Linked DNA regions of Homo sapiens: all the other regions are linked to region 1. The links are chromatin contacts, found by Hi-C or POLR2A ChIA-PET in ENCODE. All regions are on one chromosome and are shown on one strand. Each heading gives the region's core, a stretch centred on a gene start or an enhancer-like site at or near the end of the contact. The rest is flanking DNA. Distances are from core to core; before and after follow the strand shown.

Region 1 (2,938 bases), core at 146-2,645:
CCTACATAAACATTTATACTTAAGAACACTAGCCAAGAAAACAAACTGGTAAAGATATGGTCACATTACCTTGATCAGTGTTCAAATCATGCATTTTCAATTGATGATCTAGTCCTCCACTCCAGGCATGCGTTGGATCCTATAAAATAGTTTTGAACCGTTTAAAAACTAGAACTTTTGAAAGGGTTTCAACATTCTTATTTCTACAAGCAAGTGTTCAGTTTATGCTCGGGATATGCACTGGGCTCAACTATTCATGGTAAACAAACCAAAAAACAGCATAAAAAAGCAAGTGGTCACTAAACTCCTGTGTCTGGAAATTAAAGGAGGGCTGCTTTATCCTAGCCAACACGCTAGCTGAGGGTAAACATACATTTCCCCTAAACGGTTCCTTTCAATACGGCAGCCAAAACAGTATTGTTGCAAATATAATGATCGTATTTTCAGAAAGTTTAGAGTTACTCCACAAGCGTGTAACAGAAAAGGGGAGACGGAGTTTCCAATGTCTGCATGTCTCCAACCCAAAACGGTACAGGTTCAAGGCAGATGCTCCTGAAAAGCTAAAGAACTGTCCAAATAACCCCACCGACAGACGCCTCTACCCAACACTGGAAAAGAAACGCTCCTCACGTGGAGAATCGTTAACACAGTAAGAGGGCAGGAGCAGGGCGGGAGGGCACCTACGTAGAAGGCGCAGTCCAGGACGGCGCCGGTGTGCTGGTACTTGAGCCGCATGGAGTTGGCCGGCACATCGTAGAGACGCACGGACGTGTCCCAGGAGGAGACAAGCAGGAACTGGGAGGTGTTGGGGCTGAACTTCACGGAGGAGATGCCATCCTCGGGTGGCTGGTTCAGCTTGAACTCGTTAGAACCGGTCATCTGCAGAACAGGCGCCCAGAGTCCCCAGGGGTCCCGCGGGCTGGGGCTGCGCACTGACAGCCTGGCACTGGGGGTCCCCCCAGAGGGAGGGGCCGAGAGGACGACCGCGAGGAGACTCTGCGCTTGCGCCTGCGCCGAGCACTCGCCCGCCAAGGTCCGGACTCGCCCCATCATCCGGCCCCCGCCGCGCCCAAACCGGCCCAGCCCGCACCGCCGTCCCCCTAAACCCAGCCCGGCCCACAGCGATGCCCGGACCCCAGACTGTTCCCTTTCCCCTCTCCCGGGGTCCCGTCGCCCCGGGCACTCCTAAAAATAAAGGGAAAACAACAGAAACGAAACGGGATCCCCTGCGAATCGAACGGCCCTGCCAGTTGCGGACCCGGGAAGTCCCTGGAGAGCCCGCTCCCGCACACCGTCGCCTCGCCTCCCTACCTTGGGCTCCCCTCAGAAGCAACGTTTCCACTACTCGCCACTCGCTGCGGCCGCCGCCGCCTCCTTGCTTCCCTCAGAACACTCGCAGGCTAGGCGAAGGAGGCGGAGAGGAAGCTCCAGTGTAGACCTGCCATTGGCTGATTTCAAACGCCAACGTCTCAGTCTAGGGGGCCGATTGGTCCGCTCAGCTGCCCAGCATCGGTCAACCCAGTCATCCTGTTCCGGCTCAAAGGGAAACCGCTGCTTTTCCGATCACGTGGGCTCATTTTACCACCGCGCTGGGGCATCAGCGTTCGAGCTGGACGCGTGGAAACTACACCTCCCAAGGAGCATCGCGCCAAGGCTCTGTTCATGCCCTCTCCCGCCTGCGTATGGCATTCTGGGAAATGTAGTTTTCTAGGGGCTGACGCTCTGCCCGCCCTCTTCATAGAAAGCGGGAAAGATCTTTACAGCTCTGTCCATGGCGCCCTCCCCTTGAAGTTAGTCTCTGAAACACAAGAATCCCATTTTGGGCAATACTTATATAGTCCTAAAGTTGTCTCCCTATCCCTGGGCGTGCACACGCCCGTGAAGCTAACCAAAAGTTGATGTAGAGGAGGAAATATTTGCTCTATCAACTGCATTATTTTGCCTTGATTTTTTTTTTCTCATTTCTTGGGAATTTCCACCTATAAACCAGGGTCTCCCATTTCCCATTGTCTCAAGTTCTGCTGAAGAAACCCATTCATATTTATATTATGCTTTATCTCTCCACCCCATCTTTCCACAAACATTTATTGAGCCTCCACTGGCGCCAGGCCTGGTGAGAGGCTCTGGAAAGATGCATGTAATCAGACCAGCCTTTGCCCTTCAGGAACCCCCCTTCAGAAGGGTGAACAGCCTGGGAGACAGTACTCTGCAATGTGTTAAAGCTCCCACCACTTCTTTTAGAGCTCTTTTTTGAAGGGTCCTGAAACGACAGCTACAAGCCTCTCCCCTTCCACTCTGTCCTGCCACTCCCCAAAGTTGCAGGCTCAGTGTGCTCCATTTGCTGTTTTCTAGAATCCTCTAGAAATGAGGATCAAGAAGGTTGCTTGAGTATGAGAAATTATTTTATCTCCATGAAAGAAAAGCAATACTTAATCAGTAGAATGAAGTGACTGAGTTATTCTTGAATGTCAAAGGCTCACTGAAAAATTTCAATTTAATCCATGCTTTAACCGCTTTTTCACTGCCTTTTGTAAAAGAAAAATATATATCGTTTTATTTGATTTTGTGTGAAGTGAGAGAAAATTGTGGGGTTAAAGTGATTAACTTTTAAGGGACATTAATGAGAAAGTGTTGATGATCTTTATGCATTCACACACCCTGAATTGGATGCACCTCTTTCTGTGATTCCTGACACAAGAAACACACATACAACAACAACCTTTCTGCCTACTGCATTGATGACATTACTGCTGAAAGACTCTTGCCCTCCTTCCTTGCCAGTCCTGGTACTTGGTTCTCTATCTCTTCTCTTTCCACAAGTTAATGGCTGAATTCAAAATTTTGAAATGCAGTTCCTTACTTCCATTCTAACTTTAGCTAAATAATTTTACCTCCTGACTTATCTGGTTCCTTCTCCCAGTTGTTTATTTAATTATAT
Region 2 (2,938 bases), core at 234-2,733, 1.8 Mb before region 1:
AAAAGATATCATCAATAAATACAGCAGAGGGCATTGTCACAGTTACAGAACGGTGGCTGTTTGGCACACCTACCGAATTGACATTCTACTTATGTTTATCTGGACTCTGAGAAATATTTCATTTGGAAAAAGTATCCACTGTCTTTTTGGGGTTTTTAATTTCCTTTTCTTAGAAACCTTATATTAGGCTGGGTGCAGTGGCTCATGCCTCTAATCCTAGTACTTTGGGAGGCCAAGGCAGGAGAATTGCTTGAGCCTGCGAGGTCCAGGCTGCAGTGAGCCATGATGGCACTACTGCACTACACCCTGGACAACAGAGCAGGACCCTATCTCAAAAAAAAAAAAAACCTTTGTAGTAAAGGGTAGAGACAGTATAGTTTTGTTGATAGTTTGTTCTGGCTTTCATTTCAGTTTTTCCCAAACTAACTGTAGAGTTCATAAATCCATATTGCATTTTTGTGAAAGTTTTGCATGCAAAATTGTGGATCTGTAGTTCCATTAACAGTAGAAAGCCATAAAGAGGTTTTGAGCAGGAAGGTGCCAGTATTGGAGCTGCCCACCTTTACCTGGAATGTCTGTGAGACAAATGAGGGCAGAAGTAGAAACAGGGGCAGAGAAGAGACAAGGACCTAAAACCAAAGTAGCTGTGGGAATGGAAAGGAGGGCCAAGAGTGAAATGGGAGACAGTGCAATGTTCAGAATTTGCCAGTGACTAACTCTGAGGCAGAAGAAAGAATCAAAAGTCAGAGAGTGGGCCAGGAGCAGTGGCTCATGCCTGTAATTCTAGCACTTGGGAAGGCCAAGGTGGAAGATCGCTTGAGGCCAGGAATTCAAGACCAAACTGGGCAACATAATGAGACCCCATTGCTACAAAAAATAATTTTTAACCTGCCAGGCTCAGTGGCTCACACCTGTTGTCCTGGCTACTCAGGAGACTGAGGAGGGAGAATTGCTTGAGCCCAGGAGTTCAAGGCTGCAGTGAGCTATAATCATGCCACTGCACTCCAGCTTGGGCAAGAGAGCAAGATCCTGTCACCAAAAAAAAAAAAAAAAAAAAAGTCCGTGAACTCTGAGTGACGGCAGTATGTGCAACAGTGGGACACGCAAGAGAGGAACTGGGTCAGAGGAGATGTGGACCCTTGAATCAGGAGATCCTGGACTCAGGAGGAAGGGAATGGCTGGTGGGGGAAATGCTGGTCTGAAATGTGTAGGGCAATCCTGGAGATCAACATCAGGGAGCTCTCTATGTAGAATTTAGTATGGAAGCCACAGGAGTGGGGAAGAAAGAACTACCGAAGGAAAAAAAAAGAGGAGTGGTCAGAAAGGTAGGAGATGAAGCTGGTAGTACGGTGTTCTGGAAGCCGAGGGTACAGTGAGCCTGAAGCACATGGTAATAAAAATTGTCAGATGCTACAGATTTCGAGCATTAGAACGGAGGAAAGGCCACTGGATCTGACAAACAAGAGACTCAGTGACCTTCTAGAGAACAGTTCTCAGTAGGATGGTAGGGAGAGAAGCCAAGTTTCAAAAGCTGAAGCCATGTGATTATAAACCACAAGTCCAAGACGTCTGGCAGTGAAAGGAAAGCAGGAGATATAAGACTAGATTAGGGCAGTAACAAAAATAAGGGAAAGGTTTTGTTTTCTTTTAGGTATTTATTTTAAAGAATGGGCATCTCTGAGCACTTTTATAAATGGAGGAGAGATGTAGAGGGGGTAAAAGGACTGAAATCCAGAAGGGAGGTAAAATTCAGAGCACAGTGATTTGTGTTGGCAAGCAAGAAAGCCCTATCTTCCTCAGAAACGAGGAGAGGAAGCTGTGAAAAACAGCTCTAGGGAGGTTTTGGTGGGTGAGACAGAGGTGATGGAGTGGAGTTCAAACCCTTTCTCCTCCTTGGTGAATCAAGCACAGAGTCTCCTGCTGAGGGTTGCTCTGGAAACTGGAGGAGATTCGGGACAATAGTTAGAGGGAAGCAAATCAAGAAGAATGAAAAAAGAAGAGCGACAAGAAACTGCTTTCTCCAAAAAGTCTTGGCAGTCCATAATCAGGCCTAGGACGGAAAGATCAGGCTGAGGCTGTGGAGCCCCCCGCAGAGGTGGACATATGCAGCTAAGGGAAATCGAAGGCGCTCTGCTAAAGGAAATGGTAACGGATCCAGCTTACTCAGGGTCTTTGAGGGATCTGTGCTTTTAAGTAGAAAGTGTTATAAAATGGGTGTTCCCCTCAAAAGAAATGTTAGAAATGTTCAGTTGTTACAAGAACATGTTCTCAGACGCGTTGCAGAAAATGTCATTTGTATAAACTGCAACGTATCTTCCATTCTCTGTGTATGATCAACATGATTCCCAAGTGGAAAAAACATCTTAACAGTAGAAAATGCAATGTAACAGGCTAGGTGCGGTGGCTCACTCCTGTAATCCCAGCATTTTGGGAGGCCCGGGTAGGTGGATCACCTGAGGTTAGGAGTTCGAGACCAGCCTGGTCTACATGGCAAAACCCCATGTCTACTAAAAATACAAAAAATTAGCCAGTCGTGGTGGTGGGTGCCTGTAATCCCAGCTACTCGGGTGACCGAGGCAAGAGAATTGCTTGAACCCGGGAGGCAGACGTTGCAGTGAGCCAAGATCACGCCATTGCACTCCAGCCTGGGCGACAGAGCAAGACTCTGTCTCAAAAAAAAAAAAAAAGGAAGAAAGAAAGGGAGGGAGGGAGGGAGGAAGGAAGGAAGGAAAGAAAGGAAATAAACGTATTTAATAATGTTGCCTAATCTGTATGCATGCAGTACAGGACACAGTTTTGTGGAACATAGTACCATCCTGTGACCTTCCTCTATGTCCACCACAAATCTGCCTGAAAAAAAAAATCTCTCCTGAGAGGACCAGATATGCTTGTGAAGCATCAGAGAAAATACAGCTTGTTTGACATTTCAAAATCCTGG
Region 3 (2,938 bases), core at 205-2,704, 1.2 Mb before region 1:
GTTTATTAGCTCCCCAGCCTTTATTTTGATTAACTTGCAAATGAGATTTTTTCTCTATACATCAGCCTAGCCCTTCAAATTGTTAATGAGATATCTGAACTAAAATGGCTTTTATAATTTGCATCACAATACTTAAGAGCCCAGCAGATGATTGCTGCAAATAAGCCTTGTGTGGAATAGCCAAGCATGGCTCAAGGCAGGGTTCGGGAGGACCACCGACAGCTCAGGCTTGCACATCCATGGGGATGCAGGGTCTGGGGGCCTTTGATCTTGGTGGCTTTCTCCTAGGCCAGTCTCTGAGACCGGCAGTGAAGGGCAAGTGGGATCCACCAGCCCCTACTCTCTCCTGCCTTCCTTTTTATCACAACATCTCTTTAATTTATGGCCCCTGAGTGCCAAGCCGTGTACCTGTGAACAAATGGAGTAATTACTCCTGGGAGAAATAGAAAAACATGGATGCAGACCATACAGAAAGCTGCCGGCTTTCAGTGGGGTGACCTGGGAGTGATCACCGGGTGAGGGTGTCCTGCCAGTGTTCTAGGAATCCTGGAATCATGGAGGGTCTCCTGCCAGTGTTTTCATGTTACTGGAGGCTCAGAGAGCGGAAGGGACTTGTCCACCGGCTGCGCTCCCTGGGACAGAAACCTGGGGAGGCCTCCTGATGATGACGGGAGGCGGTGGCGTGGGTGGTTGCTGCGAGGCTCAGAGCTTCGGTTTTGCTTTTGCCTCTGACAACCAGGATGACCTCTGGCAACTCAATGCCTCTCTGTCCTTTATCGAATGAGGGGGTTGAATTAGGACAGAACAGTCACGGGTGGTTTCACAACAGGTGTATGTTCTGAGAAATGCGTCCTTTGGCGATTTTCTCGTTATGTGAACATCATGGCGTGTACTTACACAACCTAGATGGCACAGCCTGCTACGACACAATGCTAAGTATTTGCATAGCTAAACACAGAAAAGGCACAGTAAAAATATGGTATAATCTTTTGGGACCTCCGCCATATTAGAAGGGCATGACTGCCTGGTCTCTGGAGGTGGGGGTGAGGACTGACCAGGTGAGCCTGAGCCCCCATCCAGTGGGCACCGGGCTCAGGTGGGCGCGCGACGGGTCTTGGGAACTGACAGAGGAGCCAGGGTCTGAGGCCCCCGGCAGGTTTTATATAGAGATGGCCAGAAAAGCGCCCCCACGTCCTGTGAGGTTCCCATTCCCCCGTCTTGGGTTTTAAGATCCCCTTGAGACTTAGTTTCCCCCAAAGTCAGTTTCCCGAGAAAAGGAGGCCCCATTTCAGCAGAAAGGGGCTTCGAGCTCCAGGGAGAGGACGGGGGTGTGGCGAGTTGTCCCCTCCCCTCCAAGACTCAGCGCCCACGCGCAAGTCAATAACCCCAAGTCCGGGTCCTGGGGCTTTTGGCCGGAACTGCTCGCAGCCATAGGGCCCCACGCGCGTTGGGACGGCAGGGGGCGCTGCCCGCAAAGCGTTGCTTCCCGGCCGTCCTGCGAGCCCGCGAGATGCGCGTGCGCGAGGCCGGGGCTCGGGAGCTGGGGCGGGGCCGTGGGCGGGGCCAGGAGCCGCGCTGGGGACCGTGCCCTCCTCCGCCGAGGCCTGTAGGGCGCTCGCTCTTCGCTGGGCCGAGTCCCCCCGCGCGCTGCAGAGCAATACAGTTCTGTAAAAGTTTATTATTCTGACGTTGGAATATGCTCCTTGGAGACAATTCAGAACTTGCAGAAACCAGAGCCCCGCGGCCCCTCCCTGCGTAGACTGCGGGCGGCTGTCCCGGGCGTGGGCTGCGGCCCCGCGGGCCCATGCGTGTTCTGGGGACTCTGGGGCGCTGGTTCAGTCCCGCGTGTGTGGGAGTCACGTTCACCTCCTCAGTGCCAGGTGCTGTCCGCGCACCCGTCGGAGCGCCTCGGTTCACCGTGCAGAGGTGTGGGCTCCGGGGCAGGGAAGGGTCCACCCCACCTCCCGCGCTGCAGCGAGCTTGACAGGTGGTGATCCTGGACAGGCGCATCCGTTGGGCCGGGGGCAGGGGCGCTCTGACCCTGTGGGCAGGGCCTCCCGGGACTCTGCCCGGAGCTCCTGGCTGGGCTGTGCCCGGAGGGATCTGAGTGGTGGTCCTTGGGCCCTTGCGGGCCTCAGTTTTTGCCACTGTGCAATGGCCTTACTCATACCTGCCCTGGTGATTGGGGGACCGAAGTTGTGCAGGGGGTGGGAGGATGCGGGGCCTGGTCTCTGCCTGGCTGGGGCCCACCTTGATCCGTGTGGCCCTGCTGAGCCCTGTCCACTGGTCACTGAGATAGTGACGGTCCTGGGCTGGGCAGGAGTGGCAGGCCCTGGGTGTGTGGATGCCATAGGAGGAGAAAGAGCTTTTCCTCACCGTCCTAGGTTCCTGCCTGGGACTCATATAACAAGAGAATAACATACACATTTATTTAATATAATTTTTACCGGATGCAGGAGCCTTCATAAGGAAATGAAGACCCAAAGAAATGTGTAAACCTGTGTGTGTGTGTGTGTGTGTGTGTTTTTGAGACAGAGTTTCACTCTTGTTGCCCAGGCTGGAGTGCAATGGCAGGATCTTGGCTCACTGCAGCCTCCACCTCCTGGGTTCAAGCGTTTCTCCTGTCTCAGCCTCCCAGGTAGCTGGGATTACAGGCGCATGCCACCAGGCCCGGCCAATTTTTGTATTTTTAGTAGAGATGGGGTTTCATCATATTGGTCAGGCTGGTCTCGAACTCCTGACCTCAGGTGATCCGCCCACCTCGGCCTCCCAAAGTGCTGGGATTACAGGCGTGAGCCACCACACCCAGCCAAACCTGTGTTTTTTATGCTTGGTTTGATAAAAAAAGTGGATAGTCCTAGAAAAGTTTGATTGGATAAAAACGTCTGATGTAACGGTAATAGATGGAGGGACTTAGCCAGGCCTGCGTGTTCACAGT
Region 4 (2,938 bases), core at 195-2,694, 1.1 Mb before region 1:
ATCCACACAGTATTCCACACATTATTCCACACATTATTCCACATGTTATTCCGTACAATATTCCACACGGTATCCCACAAAATATTCCACATGGTATTTCACACGGTATTCCACACAATATTCCACATGGCATTCCACACGGTATTGTACACAATATTCCACACGGTATTCCGAGGCAGAGCAAGGACTGCAAAGCAGTCCACCGCGTGCCCTGAGCTCTGTGTGCTCTGCCTTGCACCCATCTTGAAGGCCTGTGATCCTAGCTGCAGGAGACCCTTGGCCCCAGCTACCAACAGGCAGCAAAGAGACATTTGGGGTCAGACAGAGCTCCTTGTGTTCTTCCAAATATAAAATACAGTCCTGCACCTACTTGGCTGCCTTGAGGGACTGGCCAGCAGTGGCAATCACTGTTCACAAAACTGGATGAAAATCATGGTTAGTCTGCTAAAACGGCTGGCTCCGGGGTCACATGGGAATTTGGGGTTCTTCACAGTGAAATGTATCATTCTGAGGACATCACACTGGCCCACTGAGAGGCAGGAGGTGATGAAGCCATCACTGTTTGTCTGGGCTTCTTTCTGCCATGAACACAGCTCTGTTGCTGGCAGCCTTGGCCCTGGAAATATTCTTAATTCCACAGCTTACTACCATGAACACTGCCAGGATCCTGAAATAATATGGACCTCACCGCCACCTCTGCTGGGACCACTTGCCATTCGCAGCTGTTGATCTTGCTGGGATCGGTGGCCCCAGGCACAGTGCTTCTGCATGCACGTCCCATAGACTCCCAAATCTGAGCTTTGGGTGGTCTACCATGCCAGCCATCCCTTGAAATGACCTTGGAGAATGCTGTCTCAGGGCCTCTGAGCAGGACATTTGTATGCCTGAGGAAACTGATGATCTCATTCCTTTGGGGCTATAAAAAGGCCTTCGTGCAAGGCCAGTAAAACTCAGGAATCAATATTCTATGAGGGCCTGAGTGTTAGAAAGTGAGGCGCTGTTTGTTTCAGGTTTGCCTCCAAAATTAGATAAATTAACGTAATGAATTCTCTCAACTCATTTACATACACTGCTGATTTGATTTTAGGGAGAAACGCTGGAAAAGGCAGCCCTGTGAATGTACAAAACAGGATTTGACCTATTTTTCAAGTTGTTTGTGTCTGCAAAGTTTGCGATCTCTTTAACTGAAGCTGCTGGTGCCACGCTTTTTAGAACAAACCAAATAGCTTCAGCCTGCACATAAATGAGCCGGTGCCCTGAGAAAGGATATGGGTGTCTTGTGAATTTTGGGGACATTCTGTGGTTCTGGCAGCATCTGACTCAGCAAGTGATCCCAGGAAGGTGGCTCAACCCTTAGAAATTCTATCCTGGTTCACTTCCAAATAGGCATCGTACGTGGGAGGCTGGAGCCCAGGGGCTGGCCCGTAGCCCGCAGGGCGCAGAGGAGGCTGGTGCCCAGACTGGGAATGGCACTGGAGATATGCTTCCCGGGCCTCCCAGCTCACTCACTCAGCTTCTGCCTTCTGTGGAGCAGACTCCAGGGTCTGGGGGATGCAGGCAGAGAGAGGTGATCCCATTCCCCACCCATCTTCATGCTGCGTTAAACCCATAGCCTGATCACGGCCACCTGATGCTGGTGCATGAAGCACTTCGCTACTTCGACAGCATCCCAGACACAGGCTGGGGCTGAGGTGGCCACCGCAGCGTGGAAAGAGCCAGGGCTGTGGCGTGGGCCCTGGACCCACTCCACCCCAGCCCTGTTGGTATTCAGCTCCACTCACTTTCACTGACCAGCCCTGGGGGTCCCGGCTCCATGCTGAACTCGAAGCCAAATCTCAGTCTTGGAGGAGCTGGTTAAGTTCCCCTCACATTGACCAAGGGCCAGGCTGCATCCTTGGGAAACAAGGTTTACCCATGAAAATCACTCTTTTCACTTGATATATGGAGATGGGGCTCTAGAAGCTGTGTGTTTGTGTGTGCATGTGTATGTTGGTGGGGAATTTAAAGTAAGGGTTGGAAAACAGCAGCAAATGAGGAGGTGGAAGAGATGGGAAACACTCAGAATTCCTCTACTGCCAGAAAGGAGGGGGTGAGACTGAAAACCTCCAGCGTCAGGGCCTTTGACCGCAGCCCCTTCCATCTCCTGGTGGGTCCTTGAGCATCCCTGCCCACTTTAGTTAAACAGACTTCTCAGTGCTTCATGGCCTGGCTTACATGTTCCCATCTCCAGGCCCTGGCTCTCGGAAGTGCACAGGAAGGCCTGGGCATGCCCTTGTCATCACCAGTGTTTGGGTTCCTCCCGCTGACCCAGGAGCCTACCTCTGCACAACCTGCTGGGAATGCGTATGACCCTGCCTGCCGATGCTTCTGTGTACAGGGGGGCTGCCTCTTACCTGCTCTTGTCCCATTCCAGGCAGGAGATTTAGCCAAACCCCTTGTACTTCTCAAGAGTGTTCTCGGCTGGCATTGAACAGTGGGAATGTGCAGAAATGTGTCATCAGTTTTCCTCACTTCAAAACCTCCCAGGTCAGGTGTCAAATGTCACTGATGCAGGAAAGTCAGCCAGGCAGTTCTGCCCCAAATCTGGGCATCTATAAAGAGGCCTGGGTAAGGGGGTGCAGGGTTATGCTGTGCCCTGTCATCACTGCCCTTGCGTGGTACCTCCCCTTACTGTCCAGGCTCTTCAGCTGTGCAAGGATGCCCAAGTGGCCGGGAGAGTGTCCGGACTGCCTGTCACACCACCTGGGTTGGACTCCTGGCCCAGCCTTGACTGCTTTGTGACTCCAGGCAGGAAACCTAATTGCTTTTGGCTTCCGTTCCCTCCACTGTAAAATGGGGATAAAGTGGTTCTCACCTCATAGGATTGAGGGATAAATGTGCTAATGCAGTTACAAGGTTTCGCACGAAACCTGGCACATAATGAGCTTTAATGCATGTT

What was found. A loop is a pair of places that touch in the nucleus more often than their neighbours do. ChIA-PET counts read pairs that join two places held with the same protein, here RNA polymerase II (POLR2A). Pooled maps may share reads with other maps.
Region 2: a loop to region 1 is called in a map of CD4-positive, alpha-beta T cell, with 5 times the contacts of the local background. The contact joins the enhancer-like site here to the promoter of BUB3 in region 1. A Hi-C loop is called at or near these places in 6 of 168 maps with a recorded cell type or tissue (B cell, CD4-positive, alpha-beta T cell, CD4-positive, alpha-beta memory T cell and 2 more), 4 of 37 single-sample maps with no recorded cell type and 15 of 50 pooled maps.
Region 3: a map of CD4-positive, alpha-beta memory T cell shows a loop between it and region 1 (16-fold over the local background). The contact joins the enhancer-like site here to the promoter of BUB3 in region 1. A Hi-C loop is called at or near these places in 1 of 168 maps with a recorded cell type or tissue (CD4-positive, alpha-beta memory T cell) and 5 of 50 pooled maps. POLR2A ChIA-PET finds 5 or more read pairs at or near these places in 3 of 52 experiments (T-cell, activated CD4-positive, alpha-beta T cell and naive thymus-derived CD4-positive, alpha-beta T cell).
Region 4: a map of naive thymus-derived CD4-positive, alpha-beta T cell shows a loop between it and region 1 (15-fold over the local background). The contact joins the enhancer-like site here to the promoter of BUB3 in region 1. A Hi-C loop is called at or near these places in 1 of 168 maps with a recorded cell type or tissue (naive thymus-derived CD4-positive, alpha-beta T cell), 3 of 37 single-sample maps with no recorded cell type and 12 of 50 pooled maps.

Annotation. Positions count from the first base shown.
Region 1 is chr10:123,152,859-123,155,796 of GRCh38, reverse strand. It overlaps BUB3 (BUB3 mitotic checkpoint protein), which reads right to left and starts at 1,395. Exons shown (of 8, transcript NM_004725.4): 1 at 1,312-1,395; 2 at 685-879; 3 at 70-139. The coding sequence starts at 879. RefSeq lists enhancers at 745-814, 1,545-1,704, 1,541-1,710, 1,430-1,724 and a cis regulatory region at 1,625.
Region 2 is chr10:124,910,462-124,913,399 of GRCh38, reverse strand. No RefSeq gene overlaps it. Among named protein-coding and RNA genes, the nearest start is that of ZRANB1, 30 kb to the left of the region's middle. Within about 2 kb of position 1,483, at least 4 of the 41 ENCODE cell types and tissues checked have a DNase peak (open chromatin) inside an H3K27ac peak, as active enhancers do.
Region 3 is chr10:124,387,932-124,390,869 of GRCh38, reverse strand. No RefSeq gene overlaps it. Among named protein-coding and RNA genes, the nearest start is that of OAT, 30 kb to the left of the region's middle. RefSeq lists a silencer at 1,364-1,653. Within about 2 kb of position 1,454, at least 7 of the 41 ENCODE cell types and tissues checked have a DNase peak (open chromatin) inside an H3K27ac peak, as active enhancers do.
Region 4 is chr10:124,223,262-124,226,199 of GRCh38, reverse strand. No RefSeq gene overlaps it. Among named protein-coding and RNA genes, the nearest start is that of CHST15, 130 kb to the right of the region's middle. Within about 2 kb of position 1,444, at least 3 of the 41 ENCODE cell types and tissues checked have a DNase peak (open chromatin) inside an H3K27ac peak, as active enhancers do.